3 separate regions of the Homo sapiens genome follow, and regions 2 and 3 are each linked to region 1. The links are chromatin loops, found by intact Hi-C in ENCODE. Cell type or tissue: CD4-positive, alpha-beta T cell. All regions are shown on one strand. Region 1 holds the start of GATB (glutamyl-tRNA amidotransferase subunit B). Region 2 holds the start of FHIP1A (FHF complex subunit HOOK interacting protein 1A). Region 3 holds the start of LINC02273 (long intergenic non-protein coding RNA 2273).

Region 1 (8,000 bases):
TGGGCTTCTCAAATAGCTCAGGCCACCACCTCTTCAGTAACCCTTCCTTAACCTAAAGTACCCCTACTTCAATTTCTCACAACAGTCCTTTCTTTTACTGAATTAGTTGTCCCTCCTCTGGGTTTCGAAATCATCCTCTGCATATTACCTTCAAAGAAGGAATCACACTGTTCTCTGTTTGTTTATAAGACACATCTCCCCTACTAGTTTTTGAACTCCTTAAAGGCAAGGATCATCTTTATGACCCAGCTCAAAGCCCAATGTCTGGTATTAGTAGACATGCTAAAATGTTTGTGAAGTGATGAATACATGTATGAATATATTCAGACTTAGAAACAGCATCACAGAGATGGGTCTTCAGAAAACATTTAATATATCCCGCTTCACCCAAAACTCCCTAAATAAGTATTTCCAAAGAGTTGTGTTATTATTAAAACAAGAAAATAATTTTCCATGTTCAATATAAAATAAACATTTTTCTAATGAAAATAGGATTAAATAAGAATCTTACCGGCAAAGTTCCAGGTAGAGATGCATCAAAAAAAGAAACCAAAGAATTTGGAGGTGCTGAAAAGCGAACTTGAGATCCAGAGAAGAGTTTAGAGTTGGAGGAAATCTGGGCATGAATTTCCAAACCTACCACAGCAGCCCATTTGTGTTCACTAAGAAGAAAGAGATAATGGTTAAGATGTATTATATTTGTCACCATGAATGAATTTCTATAAGTCTAAACCACAAATGTTAATTTCCTATATGTGTTTTAAACTTAATACAATGTTATATCCTCACATTAAAAATGTGTCATATTTTATCAGTGACTAAATAAAAAACAATTTAGAATAAGCGCCTACACTGAGATTGGCAAACTAAAATTCATTTACAACATGGCATCAGGAGGCTGATGATATAAACATGAAGGCTATAGAGAAAGGAACAATTTGGCGTCTTAAAACAATTTAGAAATGGGTATCAGGTGACAACTGCTTGGCTGACTTCAGTGAAAAGCGGCATTTAACAAATTAACTGTAACTTATCAAGTAATCACTCAGTAAATGATGAAAGCTGATCTTTCCCACATTATCTAGAATTAACATAAATGGCAACATTCTACTACTAGAGAAATAATGATAAATAGTTCCACGTCTCTTATTTAAAAAGGAAATTCTCAACCATGTTTTGGTTTGCATGTATAATAACCAGAGAGACACAGATACAATAAATCACCACTAAATGATACTCTTAAAAAAATTTTGCAAAACTCCACCACACTAAACCATCTGATGCGGCATATTTTTGGTCCCCCAAATCACTTTCAATTCCTGAGACCTAATTTCAGGTTACTTTTTTAATGCTTATTTGCTATCAAATCTAAGAAGCTGTTAAATGCTATAATAATCTCTCTTATCTGGTCAGTCCTACTCTGTTGGGTCTGTACATAGGCCTCTCCAGGTCCTTATAAATGTGCTTATTCCCTATGAAATCCATGTATGTTCCTATCCTGCTCTTCTCCCAAGTAATTTTGTGTATATACATATATATATATATACATATTTTACATCGTTTTGTTTTGTTTCAATCATTTCAACATATAAAGTTCTATATCTGAAGTACTGCAAGAATAAGTCCTTCTTTTTAAAGTTTGGAAACACAGCCCATAAGGGAGGGGAATTAAAGTAGGAACTCATTAGAAATTCTGCATGCAGTAAAGCACCATTCAAAGTATTTTTGCATTTCCATTACATGAGAGAAAAAATGTACTTTCCATTCACAAGGAAACAATCTAATTCACGAAAAGAATACAAAACTGAATACTTCTTTCTGGACAATTTCCCTCTGTTCCTCCAACTGAAAGTAAAAATAATGCCAACTAGTCTCAAAGAATAAACAAAATATTAGAAACTTGCCATATGTTTCTGTATTTAAAGAGAAACTATTTAATTCTTACATAATGAAGCATAAACAGCTGTTCAGGGGATATCTGGCCAAATAAGCAAAACTCTCCATATAACCAGGGGGAGTATCTCTTCTTTTGGCTGCGTCCTCCTAGGTCTAGTCACACATATTCCAACATAAAACGCCTGCACAGATAGCTAGTGTTTTCTGACTAATGACAATAACCCACCACTACCAAGAGCTTGTAGGTAAAGGCTCCCTTTCTACCTTTAGAACGCTGCCAGCCCATACTAGCGCTAAATAAAATCAGCTAAATATGATCCCGCTTCTCGTGTCACCGTCCCCACTGCTAGTGCTATTAGTAAGATGACCGAATCCACTCTTCTGTCTGTGCACCCTTCAAGAAAATATTTGCTATTTTACACTCGCGAATTCCCCAACTACATCTATTTGAAAACAGTGGTTTATATATGGGGGCGGAGTTGATAGAAAGTCTGTTTGTGCTTTTATTTAGGTTTCGGGGCTCCAGGTTATAACTCAACGCCCTCCCGTCAGCCAAAACGTCTAGAAGCTGGGCCGTAATTGCCATTATTTCCCCAGTCCTGCAGTTCCACCTCACAGTTAGGTGGGCAGAAATGTATGAAACAGAATACCCTTTCCTCGTCTTCTGGGCCGTGTGGAGGGGCTGCTGAGCCACTGAGCTCTCTCCCCTAATCTGGTTGGATGTGGACCCAGTCGGAGCCCCTCTTCGGTGGCAAGAACCACCGTCAACCCGGGCGAAAGCCCAACGTCTTCCACGGCAGCCCCAGCGCAGCATGGGCGCCGCCATTGTAACTCCAGGGTCTTGGTCAGGTGACTCAGCCTCACTATGCCGCGAGGCTCCCTGGGAAGCGTAGTTCTGGAAATGCATTAAAAACGCCATAGGCTCGGACCGGAAGACTACTATTCCCGGCGAGCATTGTGATTCGAAGCCTGCCGGAACCCCGCGGAGAGGGGAGGGAAGGAGAAATAGAGGAGAGGGTGGGAGGGTTTCTGGGTGGGGAGGTGTGACTCCTCCTAGCGGGGAGTTGGAGAGGTTTGTGGCTGTGAGCGTGTGTATAAGTTAGAGTGTGAGCGCTTGATGCTTGGTGCTAAAGCGTGGCCGGGATTTTATAACCCAGTTAACCTTGCAAGGGGAAGTAAATGACCTTGACAGCTCAGCAGAGACTTCCTCAGCCCCCAAACCCAATCCGTTATATTCTCTGTCTACTCTCCTGCTTCACTCAGCAATTTGTGCGTTAATGCAACAAATACTTATTTGCATGCCTACCGTAATGCCAGGCTCAGTTCTCTTAGGCACTGTAGTTACTGCAGAGATCAAGACAGTTATGGCCCGCATGTTCATGGAGCTTACATTCTAAAGAAGGGAGACATACAGAAGTTAACAAAAATAAGATACTTCCATATAGGTAGTAAGTGCTATGTTTAAGCAGAGGTAATTGGAGACAAACAGCCCTAGATTGAATGTTCATGTACATTTTAACCTCCTTTTTATTATTGGCCAGTATCAGAAACACACTCCTTATATGCTAGGAGCAGATACCATCGTCCCAGCGGACTTCCTTCATTTTCCTGTGTCAAAACTAATACCCCTTGTTAAAACTGCCACCGATTTCTTGTGTTTGAACACAGTCTAGAATAGTCATTTAGCCACTCTCTATTTCATCACCCGACTTTGATTGTCCTCGTAGTGCTTTTGACTGCCTGATGTTTATCTTCTATTTCCACAAATTCCTCGTCTGTCTTATTCACTACAGTACAAAGTAGGTTCCTTAAAAATATTTGTTGAATAAAGTAGTGCAGTGTGGAGAATGCATTTGACAAAGGATGGAGTGGATGCCCTTTGGAGCAGTAATTGTTTAGGGGAGAGATGATGAGTTAGGGTGGTGGCAGAGCCAAAGAGAAATGGATCTGTTTGAGATAGATATAGGAAGTAAAATTGAAGGACTCTGATGGATTGGATATGATGGTGGAAGGCTAGGAGAAACAAATAACTCCTGGATTTCTGGTTTGCACAACTGGCTGATGAAGTTATCCACCGAGATAAGGAAACCAGAAAAGGAACAGGTTTGCAAAGAAAACATATGAGTTTGGTTGCCTTGGAGACATTCAAGAGGAGAAATCAAGTAGACATCAGTGATGCCTAATTCTGAGTATAGAGCAGGGCAAGGGGAAAAGCTGCATATTTTGTATACTTCACATTGATAGATTTTCAGTTATTGATCAATAATCCATTGATTAGTTGGCTGTAACCTTTGATCTTTTCCTTTAATACACTTCAATTGCATATCCATATGGAAGAAAGAAACTTTAGTTACTGTCCTTAAAATTGTCATCATTTATTTTTTCCATCTTTTCTACTTTTTCATCCACTATCACTGTTCTAAATTGCCACACCAGAAGTATCAGTCATTTGACCAAGGATGAAAATGACAAAAATGACAGGGACTGGAAGGGAGTGGTGGAGACTTGTTCCAAAATTTCTCTCTAATTATTGCCCTTTATTTAAGGTTCAGATGATTCTCTAGATCCTTTACTAGAGTCTTCCCTCTGAGTTTCCATGTTTTCCACCTTTACTCTAGGTAAGCTAGCTTTCTTTTACTTATTTAGCTCCTCAGGTTTTTCTGGCCCAGACTAGGGGTCAGGAGAGTTGCCTCTGAGCACAAAATGGCTTCACTTTTGTTAGGACAACAGAGGAGAATGGAATCTTGTATCTCTAGCTAAAAAGAGAGGGGGACACTTGTTACCTCATCGCTGGTAATCAGCATCCTTAAAAGGCGATTCACTCCATCAAATGGAAGATTGGGAATGTTTTGAAAACCACTGTAAGGGAGAGCAACACATTTAATGAAAATCCTAATCTTACGGGTAAAACGCGCTATAAGGGAAGCTCATCTTTGTTTCTGAAGCGGTATTATTCAGTAATAGGCTATCGCCTCAAAGGCCCCACCCCACCACTAGAGGAGATAAAAATCCTACGCATGTAAGTGTATTTGCTTCCTTTCACGAACGGAAACCGGCCAGTTTCCTGCATCTTGTCTCTATCTAATCATTGCCCTTTCAAAAATCCTATAGAACTAATCGTGGAAATAGAGACTTGTCAATAACCATCTCTTTGGCTGTCCTCTCCCTCAAGACTATTTGTCATTTCCCGAAATGCCTGTAGTTTTCCTTGTGAAAACAGGAGCACTGTTTTCTGAGTGCTCCCCCTGCCTTGCTCCTTAGCTGGTCATACTCCCACCAAACCGCCTTCTGTGGGACCATTTCTAGCCTTCCTGCTGCATGCCAAATCTGATATCTGTCAGAACTATTGCTGATAGACAGCTCTCCAGCTGCGAGAGCTATTTTGGTTGCACCGACAAGGTGGCTGTCATCTGGGAGACACAGAGATTTTCATTTTCAAGGAACTCAGAAGGTAGCTGGGCAGAGTTTCTAGCAAAAACAACATTTTTCTTAGGGAGAGCCTCTCGGCTCTTATTTTATCCATATAATTGATACACAGTACAAATAGATTTAGAACAGGTTTTTAAAAAGCTATGTAAAGCAGAGCAGAATTTCGAGTCGTTACTTATAAATGGCAGTAGTTAGATGTGTCAAAATAACATGCTTGGTTTTGTTTAGTGCTCTTCAGTGGGTCTTTGAATGTCAGAGTTGGAATGAACTGGCTCACCTCTGCATTTGACTCAAAACTATGAATAAAACCACATTGATTTCTGAACACAGATTACTTTTTCTCTCAAATCTAAGTTGTGCTTAATTGTAATCATTCCCTTTCACTAGTTCACGATGGGGGAAATAACATGAATACCCAATGTCCTAGGATAGATAGCTTCTTCAGCAATGTGGGTGCAATGTGAGGGGGTAATACAGGTGGTTCTAAGTTTCCACTTTTTAAATGAAATAAATAATTTCAATAGAAACATTAAAATTGCAAGTAAAGTGAAAAAGAGACAGTTTCCACTATCCTGGCAATGTATGTCGAAATCTATTTGTATACATCTTTCCAGTTAAAATTGCATTAACTAATGTAGTCTTTGATTAACTACTTTTGTCCTGTGGAAACAAAGTCAATGCTTTAAAAGCATTTAGCAGGCTAATCAACAAAATGCCCCTTGTAGTCTAACAGAGCTGGAAGCAGATGGTTATCTTAGTATTTCTTAGCACAGTTGTGAGCTTGATCCCTGTCTTTCTTGGCTGTGAGTTTCTATGTGTTCTATGGCTATGGAACTCAGCCTGCTGTCTTGAAACTTTATGCCACATGGTAGAGACGGAAGATGGCTAGGTCAGTAGATATTCTCTTAAAAAAAGAGAAAGAAACCACAGCAGTAACAACAAAACCCACATAAGATAATGTACATATAACAGAAATTAATAGCATCATTTATGTTGTAACTAGAAGAGCTCCTGTTTTTGAGAAAGCATTCTGAAAACATGAAGTTCCTTCTTAGAAAAACTACATTTTAAAATCCAGTTAGGTGTCATTAGGGGAAAAAAGAAAGACTGGGAATACATGCATGCTGAGCAATTGGGAAAACAGGATTCATTTCCTTTTATTTTACCATTAAAGTCTTGATTCTGATAAAATACTGATGCAGAGGGAATAATTGCTTTCTCTAGAAGATTGCTTTGCAGCAAAGAAATCTATGACTCCTTTTTCCTTTCCAGTGCAAGGAAATAGAACACCCTGTTCAATGTCCTTGAGAGATGAAGGGCCATATGGGGAAGATGAGGCCAGCACATTGTTGCTATTATGCCTGGACCATAAACTGGAAGCTCTCTATGGTCTCCCTTCTTCTATCTAATCTCAGGGGATGGTTTGGATGGTTTGCTCTTTCCCCGGGCTTTTTCTAGAAATTTCTAGAAATCTGGCTACTCCCTCAGAGCCAACAAGAATGATGTGTAAGAAAGAAGCTCCACTTCCATACATCCTTTGCTTCATGACGTACTTGAAAGAAGATACTCCTGATTTGTAAGTAATGGGTGGTAGAACACGTTAAACTCCATGTTTCTGTAAACTGTGTTTTTGCATGTGGTCATATCCCTCTATGCACCAAGAAATTCTCTCTTTTGTGTTTTGGAATTCGATATTTGGCCTTCAAAGTTAGAGAGCTTGTACACACACACACACATCACCAAACACACACTTCTAAGCAGTAGCTTAATTCAGGAGCTCCAATAATAGAAACGTTTAGGTTTCAAAACAGATGATGTTTTTGTATGTCAGATGGTTCTCCTGATTTTAAGCCTAAAGATGTTGAAAAGTGTGGCATTAAAGAACTCCACCACCAAGACACGTGGACTTTGATGAGACCTTTCAGCGAATGAACTCCTACTTGATAATTGAAGGGAAGATGTATCAGAGTCCATCAGCATGGTACAGAAGAGAATGGAAGAGCTTATCTTACACATCCTGCCCTGTAATTGGTGTCATTACCTATGCGTATCTGAACTGGTATCTCTGTATCTAGGCCACCCTTGAACCAAGAATGGATGGACTGCACAAAGCAATAAAGGCTGAACTCATGTTGGTGGTAGAGCCTTCAGGGCTCACCACAGTTTAATGTATAGCCGTTGAGAAGAAATTTAGTGCTCCATGAAGAAGTGCCAGATTGAATTAAAATCAAGCAACAATCAGATGAAACAACCACGGAGATAAATGCAGAGAGAGAGAGAGAGAGAGAGAGAGAGAGAGAGAGAATTCCCAGGGATTCATTAATACTAGTTAGGGAAAGACCAGCACACACATTATTCATGTCTCCTTGGAGTCTGAGTCTAGATTCTAATTCAACAATAAGATTTTGATGACTTGGCCTAGCAGTGATTTCAGTTGATGTGAATTCCACACTTACATCAGCTTGGCTACTAAAAGGCATTTTCATCCCCTCACGTATAGTAAGAATGAAGATAAATGGTGTTAAGAATGGGACTGGATACTGTGTTTTTCAAAAGGCAAAAGAAAGTAAGAATACGTAAAATGCCTCTCTAGCAAACAGGAGCCTGTCTAGCCCAATATTCTATTTGTGTTTATTCCCTATAGCTGTTATCTTTCTTTTGGCTGCCGTAGCATA
Region 2 (8,000 bases), 350 kb before region 1:
AATTGATCCTTCTGCCTCAGCCTCCTAAGCAGTTGGGACTATAGGCCCGTACCACCACATCTGCTTATCCTTTATTTTTATTTATCTATTTTAATTTATAAAGAAAAGAGTTTTAATTGGCTTACAGTTCTGCAAGCTGTACAAGCATGGCTCCAGCATCTGCTTCTGGGTGAGGGCCTCGGGAAGCTTCCACATGAGCTACCATGCCTGTCTTCATGGTGGAAGACAAAGAGAGAGCAGACAGTGTCATATGGCAAGAATGGGAGAAGGAGACAGCCCCTTTACCTTTAGCAAGACTTATTTCCTCAAAAGAATGAGTCTGTTTCACTCCCAGAGGGCATAATGGATATGAATGAAATTCATATTTGTAGAGAGGGAACTAACATTCTTAAGTGTCTATCATGTATTAGGCATTGTGTTATACACTTCACTATGCTAATTTGTCATCCTAAAACAACCTTAACAAAGTAGGTATTACTTTCATTTTATAAGTTGAAGAAACTGAAGACCATTCAAATTATGCGCCTCTCCTTTCCTGCCTTGATTTTACCCTAACCTCCTTTTGAAGTCTTCTCCAACTTTGTTATAGCAGTTCCGTCCTTACGCTGCCCACATTCAAATTATGCGCCTCTCCTTCCTGCCTTGATTTTACCCTAACCTCCTTTTGAAGTCTTCTCCAACTTTGTTATAGCAGTTCCATCCTTATGCTGCCCAGGCCAAAAGCCTCAGAGTCCTTCTCATCTCCTTCCTTTATACCCCACATCCAATGTGAGGAAACCATCAGCTTATCATCTCTACCACTATTTCTCTGGTCCACATCTCTATCTTCTTGTCCCTCAATTATTATTATTATCTTTTTGTGAGATGGAGTCTCGCTCTGTCGCCCAGGCTGGAGTGCAGTGGTGCAATCTCGGCTCACTGCAACCTCTACTCACTGCAACCTCCGCCTCCTGAGTTCAAGTGATTCTCCTGCCTTAGCCTCCTGAGTAGCTGGGACTACAGGTGCGTGCCACCACACCTGGCTAATTTTTTGTATTTTTAGTAGAGGCGGGGTTTCACCATGTTGGCCAGGATGGTCTTGATCTCCTGACCTTGTGACCCACCCACCTTGGCCTCCCAAAGTGCTGGAATTACAGGCATGAGCCACCGCACCCGGCTGACCCTAGATTATTTTAGTAGCCTCTTAACCAGTCTCTGTGCTTCTACCCTTACACCCTACTGTTTATTCTTAACCCAGCAGTCAAAGTGATCCAATTACAATGTCAGAAAGTGTCACTTTTCTACACAAAATCCTCCAATGGCTCCAACCAACTCACTCAGAGTAAAAGCCTTACCTGATCTGCATCACCCCCACCTTTCACTTCTTTGACTTCATCTTCTCCATTCTTTCATGGTGCCTTCTGGATTGCTCCTAGTACACTTAGGCATACTCCTGCCTCAGGGCCTTTACATTTGCTATGCTTTCTGCCTGGGAAGTTGTCTGCTCAGATATCCCTAACCTCCCTCAAGTCGTTCCTCAAATGTTACCTCCTCCAGAAGCTTTCCTTGATCATCACCCCTCTCCGAACATAGCACCCCTCATACTTTCTATGTACCCTCTCTGCTTAATTTTTATCCACAGCATTTCTTTCTTTCTTTCAAAACAGGGTCTCACTCTGTCACCCAGGCTGGAATGCAGTGGGCTCAAGTGATCCTCCCACCTCAGCCTCCTGGATAGCTAGGACTACAGGTGCACGCCACCATGCCTGGCTAATTTTTAAACTTTTTGTAGATAGGGGGTCTTACTATGTTGCCCAGGTTGGGTCTCCAACTTCTGGCCTCAAGTGATCCTCCTCCTTTGGCCTCCCAAACTGCGGGATTACAGGCATGAGACAGCACTCCTAGCCTCTCCATAGCATTTCTAATCATACAGCAGTCCATATATTGTCCTTATACATTTACCATCTGTCTTTCCCACGTGGAAGAGGTAAGCTCCACGAGGGCTGGAATTGTTGTTTGTGCTCTCTGCTGTGTCCTCAACCCCTAGAAGCGTGCCTAGCATGCAAAAGGCACTCAGTATATATTTGTTGAGTAAATGAATGCTTCCCCCACCTTCCAACTGTTAGAGCAGGCCAAGGGGACCTGTTGTGCAGAACTTCACAGCTTTCTACTCTGAGCTCTATCTTCCTTGTTCTTCCCCAGCTTTTACTTAGGAGCCACTTCTTGACTGAGCTTGTCACAGGTGAAAGGCTGATGAATCTGGAGAGATACTTGTGGCAAGTACCCGGTGTTCCTGCAGTCATCCACAAGCGCAGCAGTGGTGGTAGACAGCTAGAGAAGAAAGTGTAAAGTTTGCATCCTCCAATTATCACGGTTGCAAGACAGAACTTGAAACTAGATACACCTGATTTTGGTTATCTCTGGATGCCATTCACCGAGAATGAAGGGAAGAAGATACTTCCTCCAAAGGAGAATCTGATGAGGCGCCAGCAGGCTGCTGCTGCGGTGGAAACTGCCACATCCGCTTTTGCAAACTGGTGTGGCCCCAGCTGCTTGGACTGAGGCTCAACGCAGGTTTCAGCCACTTCAACCACAGGGCTACGAACATGCCAAGAGAGCCACTAACCAAGTTTCTCATTCCTCCTCTGAGATTTAAAGTCCATCACTTCGCGACTCAAACACGCAAGAGGCGTGGGAGACGGAGGAATGGGGAAGCGAGGCGGCGCTGCCCACCTTGGCAATGGCACAGCCGCGGTCTCTGATGCAAAGGCAGGCGGCCGCGCAGGGCCGGGCCTGGGTGGGAAGGCTGGGCTCTGGGAAGGATGTCGGGGCACCCGGCAGTGCCCAAAGCCACCATCTCAAGCGTGATAGTGGGAAAATGGATGCTGCACCTGCTCTCTCATCTTGCGGGGAATCGTGATTTGGGGAAGTTTCACCTTTGTTGCAGAACTGCCCACATTAGAGCCTTCATTTCTTGGGAAGGGGTTGGCGGGAGTTGCCAGTGAAATGTGTGACACACACACGCGCCACATACTCCCCAAACCCACAGACGACTCCAGTAACGCTCTAGTTACCCTTAAAAAGTAAAACAGAACAAATCAGCAGGCCCCCTCCCTCCATCCTGGCACTTCATTAATGTCGGCCAAGGCCACATTTCCCCTGCCCACTGCAGGGAGTCTGTCAGGAGAACAACAGGCGAACGTTTGCCTCACTTGACTCAGCTCTCTTGGGGCGGTATCAGCATTTTAAAATTCACACCTAAAGGAAGGAGTCAGCAAAGGAAAGCAGAGCTGGGCCGGGGCGCCGGTGGCCGCCGTCAAACCTTTGGGAAGCAAGAAATCCGAAACGCCCGTGACGTGCGGCGTTGTCCGACTCCTTCCACTAGGCAGAACCCGAGAGACGAGCCTTTGGCGGGACGGTGAACGATTGTGCTGTGTACGGCGGTGTGCGTGCGTGAGTAAAGAGTGTGTAGCTCCGGCCAAACGCTAGCCCCCAAGGGCGCGAGTGCTACACTGCGCCCAGCTCAAGTTTCTGTGGAAACTTTCCCTCAGAGGCTCCTCCTCCTTCACCTTGGAAACCGGCGCGGGCCGTGCGGCGCGGCACTGCCTAAGTCCCCGGCGCACCTGGCGGCGGCGTGTCCCAGCGGCAGAGGCGGGGCCGGCGGCGGCGGGGGCGGGGCCGGGGCGCGCTCCCCGAGGCCTCCAGGCAGGTTGGGCCCCACCCCCGCCCCTGCCCCGCCCCGGCCCCCGCCCCCGCCCCCGCCCCCCCCGCGCTCACTAGGGAGAGGCTGGGGGGAGGCAGTGACCCACGCGCCTCAGCCCGCGGCTGACGCACCTTCGAAAAGTTGCGCTCCGACCTTCTCACGACCTACATTCTTCCCGGGCACTCCTGAGTTTGAGCCGGGCCTGGAGGACCTGGGCCAAGACTTTCGAGCGGCGGCCGCCCGAGGTGCGAGGAGCCAGCCCGGCTTTCCTCACTGGGTCCCGCGCAGGCGTCCCCGGGACCGCAGAGCAAACTTTCTGGACTATCTGAGGACACTTGTCCAGCGAGCCCCACTGCTCGGGGAGGAGGAGCCACGGCCGGGGACAGGTAGGTGCTGTGCTGGCCGGAGATTTGCGCTTGAGGGATTCTTTTATTTTAGAGGGTTGAAGGAGGAGGGAGAGTCGAAATGTCCCTTCTCTGCATCCGCCAACTGGGCAGGGGGTGCGGGCATTGGGCTGAGGGAGCAGGCATTGGGCTGGGGGCCGGCTGGGGATGTTCCAAACGAGGTCGCTGCGTCGGGCGGGGGCGCAGGGGGGAGGAGGTGACTTCTAGGGTTTCGGGCTCCGGGACGGGGCGTAACGCGGTGACTGACCCTGGGAGAGAGAGAGCCAGCTTGTTTTGACGAAGGAATATGTCATTAGGGCCCTCCATCCCATTCCTTGGTCCCAGGGTCCTCTGGGAGGCACAGGAAAAGGCAAAGAGATGTGGAGTTCAGGTTTCCCCTGTAAATCAACTTGCTTACACAGGAGACAGAGGCGGTGCCCCTCTGAGGTTTGCAGCCCTTTCCTGGTGTAAGGACTTACTGGTTAGGTAGCTGTTGCTCAATTTCGTAAATTCTGTGATGAAACTGCGTTCAAGTCGTGGTTATTATTGATAGTGTGTATGTGTTTGTGTTTCCTCTGGCTCAACAAAGGTCCCTTGTTAACTCCGCTTCTGCTAGGGAGTGGGAAGAACTACCTTGGTGTCTTATTTCAGGCCTGGTCAGAGCGAGGTGTTGGTGCAGGCGGCGGTAGCCTTGTTGGCTTGGGACTTTGGGAATCACATGAGCAGGTCTAGTGAATTAGTGTCCCAGCCTCCTGGACCCACCCATTCACAGCAGATCTAGCTTCCACTATTCAGCAGATGCTGCAGCCCCAGCTATCCAGGGACAGGGAAACCCCCCTGAAGGGAAAGAGCCAAATGTTGAGAAGGAGAGACAGCTTTCAGGAGGAGGAGTAAACAATGCCTAACAATTGTTGCTTCCCTATAGATTGGGCTTGCTCCCTTGGCTTCTCTGGAAGGGCTGTGCTATCAAATTCATCTCATTAGGAAGTCAGCTGCTCCCTGCTAATAGTCATAGCAGCCCTGATGAAATTATATAGGTCATTGAAAAATAATTCCTGCTTAATTACCTTTATCCTGTTGATTAATGAGAGGGAAGATTTCCTCTCCTTAATGTATTATGCCTGCTTGTCAGGGTCACCTGCCTGACCTCAAGTTCACTTGTACACCTGGCACTAGGCAGGATGCTGTCCCCGAAGCTGTCCACATGTAGTGAACCACAGCTGAAGTCCACGTTTGGAGAACTTCAAAGGTCTTCTTTGGACCGAAATTGAGCAGGATATTTAGTCCATAAATTTACTCTTTAATACAGTATACTTGTTGGCTTTAGGTAACTTTTCGCATAATTAAAGGTTGATATCTTTTTAGTTCCAGTTAATCCCTTTCCGCAGAGCTCATAAGAATTATGTCCATGCCTGTCTTGAAATAAATTAAGTTTGGGGTCCTATTTATCATTTGTCCTGTAGGACAAGGAACAGGATTAAACTGTGTAGGGTGGCTGGAAAGGGGCAGAGAAACTGGACATCACTGAAGTGGATTCAGAGAGTGATTGAGAGTGGTCTAAAAATTTAGGTCCAACTGCCCAGCTACCTTTTTTCTTGGCTCTCATATAAAGACATTGTGTAGGACTTTTAATGGAGGACTTGAAGACTAGAAATAAAAGGAGTGTTTTATTTTTACATAGTCAGAGTGATGCATTGCTGGACAGTTCTGTACTCTGCCTCCCAAGATTGGTTCAAAATACTTTCTCTGCTAAGTTCTTTCTTTAATAGGAACTTGATAGATAATGACTGCAAACAAGAAGCAGATGTACAAATATATTATGTAGAGATATGGAGGTAAAATGAGAAAAAACAAGAATTGCCTCTGAGGAGTGAAATTATATATATATTTTTTTTTTTTTAAAGTTAGGGTCTCTCTCTCTCTCTGGCCCAGGCTAGAGTTCAGTGGCATGATCTCGGCTCACTGCAGCCTTGATCTCCTGGGCTCAGGCAGTCCTCCCACCTTAGCCTCCTGAGTAGCTGGGACCACAGGTTCATGCCATCACACTCTGTTAATTTTTTGTATTTTCATACAGACAGGGTTTTGCCACGTTGCCCAGGCTGCCCTTGAGCTCCTGGACTCAAGCAATCCGCCTGCCTTGGTCTCCCAAAATTCTGGGATTACAGGTGTGAGCCACCATGCCTGGCCTCTTGTATTACTTTCATAAAGAAAATTTAATAAGGAACCTCCTTTCTCCATGCAAATATAAAGCAAAATTGCTTTATTTAATCTGTTTAGACACTTGATCTTTATTCTGTGTACATCTGTCTTCTAGGGTGATACGTAGGCCCAGTGAAGATCTGGATCAGATTCTGCCATTGAAACACAATTTAGATCTACTTCATCCTTATTTTTAGCAACTTCCAACCCTTGGTTCTTAGCCCAGGTAGGGGAACAGTGCTCAAGAGTGACAAGAAACTCCAGGAACTTCATTTATAGGGATCTCTTAATGAAAACAATAACAGAAGTGAACAGTTCTGTAGTGCTTTATGTTTCACAGAGTGCTTTCATGTACCATGTTTGTGCCTTGTGATTTAACCATTTTGTAGTAGATGCCATTGTGTTTAGATTACACAGGAGGAAAGCAGATGAGGTTCAGAGATAATAAGGGACTTTTTTGAGACGGAGTTTCACTCTTGTTGCCCAGGCTGGAGTGCAATGGTGTGATCTCGGCTCACTGCAACCTCTGCCTCCCAGTTCCAGCGATTCTCCTACCTCAGCCTCCTGAGTAGCTGGGATTACAGGTGCCCACCACCATGCTCAGCTAATTTTTTTTGTATTTTTAGTAGAGATGGGGTTTCGCCATGTTGGCCAGGGTGGTCTCAAACTCCTGACCTCAGGTGACCCACCCACCTCGGCCTCCCAAAGTGCTGGGATTACAGGCGTGAGCCACTGTGTTCGGCCAATAATAAGGGACTTTTATGGGCATACTCTTTGCTCCTGTATATTGTGGACTGAGACCTGAATTCAGGATTTCTGATTTACAGCCCATGCTTTCACTTTTTTCCTTGTTACATTTTGTGAAGTGGTTGGATGTGAAATGGGCTTTTCTTTTTCTTTCTTTCTTTCTTTCTTTCCTTTCTTTCCTTCCTTCCTTCCTTCCTTCCTTCCTCCCTCCCTCCCTCCCTCCCTCCCTCCCTCCCTGCCTCCCTTCTTTCTTTCTTTCTCTCTCTCTCTCTTTCTTTCTTTTTTTTTTTTTTTTGATGGAGTTTTGCTCTTGTTGCCTAGGCTGGAGTGCAATGGCGTGATCTCAGCTCACCGCAACCTCTGCCTCCCGGGTTCAAGGGATTCTCCTGCCTCAGCCTCCCGAGTAGCTAGGATTACAGGCAAGCACCACCACGCCTGGCTAATTTTGTATTTTAAGTAGAGATGGGGTTCCTCCATGTTGGTCAGGCTGGTCTCGAACTCCTGACCTCAGGTGATCCACTTGCCTTGGCCTCCCAAAGTGCTGGGATTATAGACGTGAGCCACCGTGCCTGGCCCTCTTATTTCTTATTAACCAAAATATGAGCTCATGTGGAGACAGGATGACAGGACTATATATGAATATGTACATATATGTGTATGTGTAAGTGTGTGTACACATGTAACATATAGTCTGTATAGCCTTGGCATCTCAACAGTATAGCTGTGCAATAAAATTGAAGTAACCTCCATTAAATTTGGGAGGGAGATCTTGGGAAGTGGCGTAGGTGAATAAATACCTTGATAGATTGAATAAGGAATTTTGGCAATGTCTAAAATTGAAAAACTCTGTAAATAGCAGTATAAGTGCATGATTTACAAATATAGAAGTAATTACCAGAAGAAATAGCTAAAAGAGTTGAAGGACCTTCTTTCGGAGAATGAAACTCAGGGGTGAGGAGGAGCCAGACAGGAATCTGCTGTTTTTGGCT
Region 3 (8,000 bases), 340 kb after region 1:
GGCTAGGAGCCACCACTGCAGTGCAAACCAGCGGCCACAGCTGTCAGGATGGGGCTGCCTTTTTGGGGTGCAGCCTACAGCAGCAGGTGTGAGGGCTGGCACAGTGGGGCCGTGTCTGCTAGGAATGCTCATTTTATAGCACATGGGAATGCTTTTGGTTGCAAGCAGCAGAGGAGTCCAAGACTGTGGAGTGCTGTGAGGAATCCGGGCTTTTTCTCATTCTTTGCTTTGACGCCCTTAGCTGTTGACTTTCCATCCTTGGTATTGTTATCTCATGGTCCTAAGACAGCTGCTGGAGCTCCAGGCTAGAAGGAAGGGAGGGCATAGCAACCCCCTCTTCACCAAAGCAGTCCTCTTGCCTCAGCCTTCCAATGTGCTGAGGTTACAGGCGTGAGTCACTGCACCCTGCCAAGAATCTATGTTAAAATGAAAATTTGTTACTGGTACCCAATAGTGACTGATGCCGAGACTAGCCAGAGTAAATACAAAACTGTGTACTTCATAAACAAGGCTGGACATTGAAACGGGAAACGTATGTATTAAGCACCTGGCAGGCACAGAAAGGTGCTTTCACTGATGTATCATTTCCTATTTAATCCTTTCAACAAGCCTATGATGTCGCTATTATGATTTCAAGACAGTTTAAGTAACAAGCCCAAGGTTATAGAGATGAGAAGTGAGACAGCCAGAAGCCCCATCCAGGCTGCCTCCACTCCATAGCCAGTGGATTTCTCTTGCTGTCTCTCTCCTCACTGGCTATACCTGAGTCACATCCCCAACCACTGGCAAAATGAAGGGACATAATCATGGTTGGCTAAGAGCAATCATGATTCATCCCCTGTGTTGGGGGGAAGGGTCTATTTTGCCCAAGACCAAGAGACCTCTGCCTGACCCAATCACAGGTCCCATCTGCAAGAAAGAACAAGGGAGATGGCTGTGGGGTAGGCACTGGAGGGTCTGCCACCAGCTGCCCTCAGAAGTGCTGTGGGCAGGCAAGGGTACCAGTGCAGACTGACATCATTTTTTCAGCAACAAGTGCCCCTCTCCCTGGGGAGTGGGCATGTGGACACTGTCTTCCTTGTCTCTCATGAAGGAAAGTGAGCCAGGCCTTCTTAGGGGGCTTGGTGATCAGAAGTAATGCCCTCTCCAGTGATCTGCTGCCAGCCAGACATCACCCAGGAGCACAATGGGTACAGCAAGGTCTGTGGAAGGAGTGGGCCAGCGTCAAAGCCCCAGCTCTGTACTGGCTCAGCCAGGTGAAACTGTTACCGAATGGCAGGAGTTCAGTCTAGGTCCCATTGCTCACCACAAAGAAAGCCGATCCCTGAGACAATGAATATTTCCAGGAAAGAAGGCTTTTTATTTGGGGGACTTCAGCCAGAGAGACAGGAGCCAAACCTCAAATCTGTCCCTCCCCTGCTGAATAAAGTTAGGGGTTTACATAGCTGGGAAGGAAAACAGGAGGGGCTAGGGAGAGGAGTTGGTCCACAGGCAGCAGGTGCGCCTCATTGTACAAATGTAAGTTCCTCAAGCTTTGCTTCTACGGGCATCCAGCTTGTCGGAAAATTGGGTCAGTTTCATGACCATGTGCATTCAGCAGGGACCAGTCAGGGGACAGGAGCCCTACCAGGTATTCTGGCCAGAAGGATTTTATATAAAGACTTATTAGCTAGGTATAAATCATTGTTAACTAGAAAATTAAAAGAAAGCTAGAGAAGGAACACTAAGATACCATGGAGGTGGCAGCTTGAGGAAGCAGCTTCCACACTAGGCCTGGGGGAACCAAGAGAAGAAGCTGGAATTGGGAACACCATGGTGTTCCTATAACCTGGAAGCTAGAAGCTAGAAGCTTGGAGGAGAGGCCCCAGGGAGCCAAGGCTTTGCTCTCTGAGGAGGGGGCTCTGCTGGGCTGGTGCTGGAGTCTCAGAAGGGGCACACCAAGGCTGGTTCTGTAAGTGCTGGAAAAGCTGTGACGGCAGCTGCTAGGCAAGTGCAGAGGCTGGAGTGATGCTCACAAAGACCATGGCAGAGAAGAAAGCCTCGGACAGCACTTTGGGAGGCTGAGGCGGGCTGATCACAAGGTCAGGAGATTGAGACCATCCTCGCCAACATAGTGAAATCCCGTCTCTACTAAAAATACAAAAATTAGCTGGGTGTGGTGGCATGTGCCTGTAGTCCCAGCTACTTGGGAGGCAGAGGCAGGATAACCACTTGAACCCAGGAGGCAGAGGTTGCAATGAGCTGAGATCGCACCACTGCACTCCGGCTTGGCGACAGAGCAAGACTCCGTCTAACAAAAAAAAAAAAGAAGAATGAGAGAAAGAAGGAAGGAAGGAAGGAAGGAAGGAAGGAAGGAAGGAAAGAAAGAAAGAAAGGAAGAAAGAAAGAAGGAAAGAAAGAAAAGAAAAGAAAAGAAAAGAAAGAAAGGAAAAGAAGAAAGGAAAAGGAAGAAAGAAAAAAAGAAAGGGAGAGAGAGAGAGAAAGAGAAAGACAGAAACAAAGAGAGAAAGAAAGACAGAAAGAAAGAAAGTAAGAAAGAAAGAGAGAAAGAAAGATTGAGAGAGGAAGGAAGGAAGGAAGGAAGGAAGGAACAAAGGCAGGCTCTGAAAGCACCCAGGGGGAAGCAGGTCCCTTTTCCTCCTCTCTTGCCTCCCCTAGCACCCCCTTACTGATAGAATCTACCATGGAGCAGCTGGCAAAGGCTAGAAAAAAATTGGTTTAGAGTCCCAGCCCCAGCATCACAAAGTGGAACACCGAAGGGTAGGTTAGCACCAAGAGGCAATGACCCATTAACAGGCAGCCATGGGCAAGTGCTTCACCTGCCATCACTTCAGGGCTCTAAATCTTAGTGGCCTCAGCTCTAAAACAGGGGAAGTATTGCCTGTCTGATGATCCGTGGATACGAGCTCCAGGATATGAGCGTGGTTGTCAGCTTGCTTACCACTATTCCTCCAGCTCCTGGGACAGTGCCTGACCCATAGTGGCCATTCAAGAGTAAAGGCCGTAATTGGTCATTGTTATATTATTATTAACAAATGGAGATTCTAAAGCCTAGATATTTAAACAAAATTTTGTTTTTTAGACAGGGTCCCACTCTGTTGCCCAGGCTGGAGTGCAGAGGCATAATCCTAGCACCCTGCAGCCTCTACCTCCTGGGCTTAAGTGATCCTCACACCTCAGCCTCCCAAGTACCTGGGACTACAGGTGCACCACCATGCCTGGCTGTTTTCTTTGTTTGTTTGTAGAGATGGGGTTTTGCTTTGTTTCTTAGGCTGCTCTCAAACTCCTGGCCTAAGCAACTCTCCCACCTCGGCCTCCAAAATGTTAGCATTACAGGCGTGAGCCACTGTGCCTGGCCTAAAAAATTTAATTAAAAAAAAAAAAGGTTGAGGCAGCTCTTGCCTAGATTACTAAGTCACTCAACCAGATAACTGCCAGGGCCAAGAATAGAGCCTGGGGCCTGTCTTGTACCCTGATGAGGACATTATGTACTAGTAATGGTTTTATTCTTTAGAATAATGATGAGAATGTTATAAAAACAATTTAGCCTTGGCAGAGATGAGGCATTATCTGCCTTTCTAGGAGGATGTTTGCTACTACAGGTGCTCCAGCACCTCTTATACTCAAGCCAGTGATGTGTGTTTCGGAGGTCCTCAGAGGCATCTCCTCACAAGCCTGGCTGTGTGGCCTCAGTGGTGCTGAGGAGGAGATGTGTCTTCTCTGGCTGGCCCCAGGCCTTAGATGCACTCCATCCAGCTCCGCCTCCTCTCGCCTCTGTGTCCTTCATGCATGTTCCTGCCTCCCGGGCCACTGCCAACATCAATCTGCTTAGGGACCCGAGACCAGTCTCCTCAGAGAGTGTGTAATGAGCCATCCAACAACCACTGTGGATGTGTCCAGACTGTCTCAAAGGCTGTTGGATATTTGCTGGGTCCGCTCTGGGTAACCTTGCCTTTGTGCTACCGAAGAGGAACAATGGCTGGATCATCCTGGAACCTCCTCCTGGAGAATGAGCAGCAGCATTTGTCCTGGCTGCCTTCTGGAGGAAGTGAAATCCAAGCTGCAGAGCCACTCTCACAGCTGGTGCTGGTTCAGTCTACCGCAGATGCGAAGTATCTAATGGACTGCCTCTTGTCTAGGGGCAGGTGAGAGCAGAACTCGTCTAACACACTTTGAGGACAGAGGGGCATCACCCGTCTGTGGGCATTCCCAGCCACATTTCCCTCCCTGGTTCAGGGGGAAGGTCTCCCTGCATTATCTAACTCCAACTCATCATGCTCAAAAGAAAAGTCAGGCGATCTAAAGCCCACAGATAGCCTTGCTCCCCTGTCTCTGTCAAAAACACATATGAAAGCAGAGAAAAATTCATCAGACACGGAAGCAATTGGAGAAGAGACCAGGAGAAAACAATTAGGTAATGAGGATGTGCATTAAACCATCTCTGGCACCTTCTTGACCCAGAAACATTCTTTATGTCCTGGTAATGATGGCACATTGAACATTCCAGGGAATTCCAATCCTGGAAATCAAGAAGGAGACTTACTCTAAAGGCATAGGCGAAAGTGAGTTGTCACCAGGGTGCACAGCTTCCTGGACATTCTACTGGAATAAAACTTGGCTCCCCAGGGGCCAGCAGGAGTCACCCAAGGGCAGGTCCCAAGCAGTCTCCCTTCCAGGCTCTGTAGTAAAAATGAACCACTCTTGATTCGAGGTTCAGAGTCTGAGGTCAATTTCCCCACCCCAGATCTCACTGGGGGCATTAGATCCCCTAGGGCCTTCTTCAGACCCCTAAGATTTATCACTGGCTTCAGAGAGATGAACCAATTCAATTAGCTTTTCCATTCTCCCAGCTTATTTTCCAGGAGCGGAGTGTGGCGCTCATTGTCGCAGTCGAACAAGCTAAAGAGCCTGCAAGGCCCAATACTGACTCCAGGAGATACTGGGAAGGGCTTGCTAGTGATGGAACCTGGCTATGAATCTTGCTTTCCTGATTCTAAAATTGACTCTGCCTGAAGGTGCTGCTGAGGTGCCCTGGGTACTTCTCCAGCGGTGGGTAGAGGAGTGACAGAGGGAGGAGTGCCCCTGACACACAAACAATTTCAGGAAGACAGTTTCCCTATTATCTATTATATAGATTGGGGGGTGCATTCATTTATTCATTCAATATTTATTGAACTTCCACGTATTCCAGGCACTGTCTAGGCGTCTGGGCCAGGATAGAGAGGGGAGTAAGATAGACCTTTCCTTGCTGTTACAGAACTTACGTCTTTGTTGGAGAGACAGGAAATAAACAAGTAAGTTAAAAACCCACAATTTGGGGTAGAGGCCCACAGGTCAGGTTCTGCAGGAAGTAGACTCTGACAAAGAGATTTGCAGGAGGTTTTTGGGGCGTGATCTCAGGAGCAACAAGTGTGAAGGGTGAGGGACGCAGGTCGGACAGATGGAAAAGTTGCTTTCTGTCTTCCTCCTGAGGAGCTTTGCAGCTTGGGACAACAAGCAGTGTTGTCCTAATTAAGATTGGAGGACTGGGCATTTGCACTCCCATGTGACCAGCCTTTGGATGCAAGCTGCCTCCAGGAAGTGGGTGTACATGTGGGTGGAGCAGCTTCCTCTGACAGAGGAAATGACACACCTCTGACACTTTGCAATGCTTGGAAAGTGTCTCAGGTGTGAGTTGGTGGAGCCTGCACTCCCAGCAGCTAAGGTGACAAGCGTTTTTCGGTTCTGCCAGGGGATCTGAGTGGCACACAACAACATCCACTATGAAATGTGGTGTGTGCTGGGTGGGGGCTGACTGAGGAGCTCGAGAGTAGGAGTGAGGCAGGCTATTTTAAAGAGGTGGCAAGGGAAGGCCTCTCTGAGCAAAGGCAGAGACTTTAGGCAAAGACTTGATTGGTGTGAGGAAGTGAGCCATTCAAAGTCAAGGGCACCAGAGGTTCTAAGCAGAGGAAACAGCAAATGCAAAGCAGAGAACAAGCTTGGCACATTTGAGAACCAACAATAAGTCCAGTGTGTCTGGAGCCACAGGAGTCAAGGAGACAGCAGCTGGCAGTTCAGCCAATGGGCTACCAGGAAACCAGATGGCAGAGAGCCTGGTAGACCACGGTAAGGAGTTTGCAGTTTAAGAGTGATGGGAGATGTTGGAGCACTTTGAACAGGGTGAAAGTCACCATCTGATCTACATTTTAAACGTATTATTTCACTAAATAGAGAAATAATACGTTTAAAATGGTAGTAATTGGTCATTGTTATATTGTCATTAACAAGTAGAGATTCTAAAGTCTAGACTTCTAAAAACAATTTTAAGTGAAGCAAATGTTGCTCCATCTGACAATTATGTAAGCCAGCCATACCTGTTCTTTCCCTGTAGGTAGAAGCATATGGGAAACTGCATTCCGATCCAGGGAAGTATAGGAAGCAGTAATAAAAGTGGGAAGACCTATTATAAGTTCGTTGCAGTCATCCAGGTAAGAGGGGATACTGGCTGAAAACAAGGTTTCAGCTATGTGGGCCCTAGCTTGGAAGGGATGGGATTCTACATATGTTTTGTAGCTGGAAGCAGGAGTTTGAGGCTAAGAGATGACCTGAGAATAGAATGATTTTAGGTGTTAGGCCTGAGAGATGAGGGCACATTAGGGAGGAGCATGTGCAGCGGGGGCAGGGCATCCAGAATGCTCTTTGGACATCTTATATTTTAAGTGCCTGTCAGACACCCAAGTAGAGACGCCTGATGTGAAGACATGAATATCTGCAGCTTGAGGTCCTTCGTAAGATCATTTGAAAATAAGAGTTGTGCTACTAAAATAAAATGTGCAAAAAAAAAAAAAAGAGAGAGAGAGAGAAGAAAAAAAGAAAATCGCTGCATCATGCTGTCTTGTGTATAGTTGAATTTTCACATGCTGTGGAAATTCAGCCAGAGATCCTGTGGAAAAATACTGAAAGGACCCTTGGATCACTGATTCTAAGTTTGAAAAAGGGCTGGGCTGGCTGCTTCTAAGCTTGGCTGTCTTGCTTCTATGGGGCAAGTTCGGGAATCTTTTTTTTTTTTTTTTTTTTGTAATTGAGGCAATTGACTTTGTCAGCAAGCTAAGAGTGGATTTCTCTCATAGGGGTGAATTCACATTGATCAATGTAACCAGGCTCCTAAGAGACTGATAAAGCAGAAACTGTTTACCTTGAAAAATATAGTCATCTCACAATTATGTAAGCCAGTCATGCCTGTTCGTTCCCTGTAGATCAAAGCATATGGGAAACTGCATTCCAATCCAGGGATTTCCCAGTGAGTTAGAATTAGACAAAGGGGTTGAACCGAATAGCTCAAACATGTTAAGTTATCAACATACTAAAATCCTGAGCTAATTGGTAAGGAGCCTGCTCCTGGAGCCTCCTGTCTGCTCCTACTCACTGCCCTTCTCATATCAGGGACCTCACAGAGCTCCCAGCCACTAGAAGGTAAATGCAGGTAGAATGGGGACCCTAGGTCCCTGCTCCAGCTGTAGCTGAAGATCTTGCTGTTTGGGTGGTGCCTGTGCTGTATGGATTGTTAAAGATGTTGACTTTCATCCCTGCTTTAGGGCACCCAGTCATGATAGCTGGATGCCCCTCACCTTCTCCATAACAGAGATGCAGCCAGGAGAGGCCCAGAGCCTACTAATGTGCGGACACCCATCACCCCAGCCTTGTCTCAGTCAGAGCTTGAATCATCCCGACGATCCTCCTCGGTCTCATTTCTCTCTGTGTCTGTGACGCTGCATCCATTCTGACAGGCCCTTCTGTCCCTCAGAATGTTCCTGCTGTCAGTCCAGGCTGCTCTGGTCTGAAATTCATCCTGTCCATATAAGGAGACTTTAAATAGATCTTCTTTGATCTGGTGCTGGCTGGTTTTATAATTTTTCTCTCAGATGGAAATTGTATTTCCCATTTCCAAGTTCTTGGGGGATGCCTCACAGTCAAGCCCCATAGACTGTCTACCCAGAGGAGTTTAATTTTCATGGAATCCA

The links. A loop is a pair of places that touch in the nucleus more often than their neighbours do. Peaks named below come from ENCODE experiments on the same cell type or tissue, not always from the same donor. Only the 100,000 strongest peaks of a DNase experiment are listed, where the experiment ranks them.
Region 2: it touches region 1 in a loop (9-fold over the local background); 8 of 110 quality-filtered maps call a loop at or near these places.
Region 3: a loop joins it to region 1, with 3 times the contacts of the local background. A loop is called at or near these places in 9 of 110 quality-filtered maps.

What each region holds. Positions count from the first base shown.
Region 1 is chr4:151,758,261-151,766,260 of GRCh38, forward strand. It overlaps GATB (glutamyl-tRNA amidotransferase subunit B), which reads right to left and starts at 2,747. Exons shown (of 13, transcript NM_004564.3): 1 at 2,547-2,747; 2 at 512-662. The coding sequence starts at 2,722. RefSeq lists an enhancer at 2,463-2,742. In CD4-positive, alpha-beta T cell, a CTCF peak has its summit at 3,057; a DNase peak (open chromatin) is centred at 2,841; H3K4me3 peaks cover 1,298 bases; H3K27ac peaks cover 704 bases.
Region 2 is chr4:151,405,398-151,413,397 of GRCh38, forward strand. It overlaps FHIP1A (FHF complex subunit HOOK interacting protein 1A), which reads left to right and starts at 3,779. Exons shown (of 14, transcript NM_001109977.3): 1 at 3,779-4,068. It overlaps FHIP1A-DT (FHIP1A divergent transcript), which reads right to left and starts at 3,495. Exons shown (of 3, transcript NR_183963.1): 1 at 1,786-3,495; 2 at 126-211. RefSeq lists enhancers at 2,209-2,518, 2,350-3,049, 3,050-3,749 and silencers at 2,976-3,448, 3,569-3,738. In CD4-positive, alpha-beta T cell, no CTCF peak of the experiment used is centred here; DNase peaks (open chromatin) are centred at 2,824, 3,574, 4,214 and 4,384; H3K4me3 peaks cover 2,306 bases; H3K27me3 peaks cover 415 bases.
Region 3 is chr4:152,095,114-152,103,113 of GRCh38, forward strand. It overlaps LINC02273 (long intergenic non-protein coding RNA 2273), which reads left to right and starts at 5,640. Exons shown (of 3, transcript NR_121628.1): 1 at 5,640-5,704; 2 at 6,371-6,467. RefSeq lists enhancers at 5,297-5,797, 5,404-5,698, 5,798-6,298, 6,593-7,792. In CD4-positive, alpha-beta T cell, a CTCF peak has its summit at 4,788; DNase peaks (open chromatin) are centred at 4,648, 5,418 and 5,648; H3K4me3 peaks cover 1,517 bases; H3K27ac peaks cover 7,236 bases.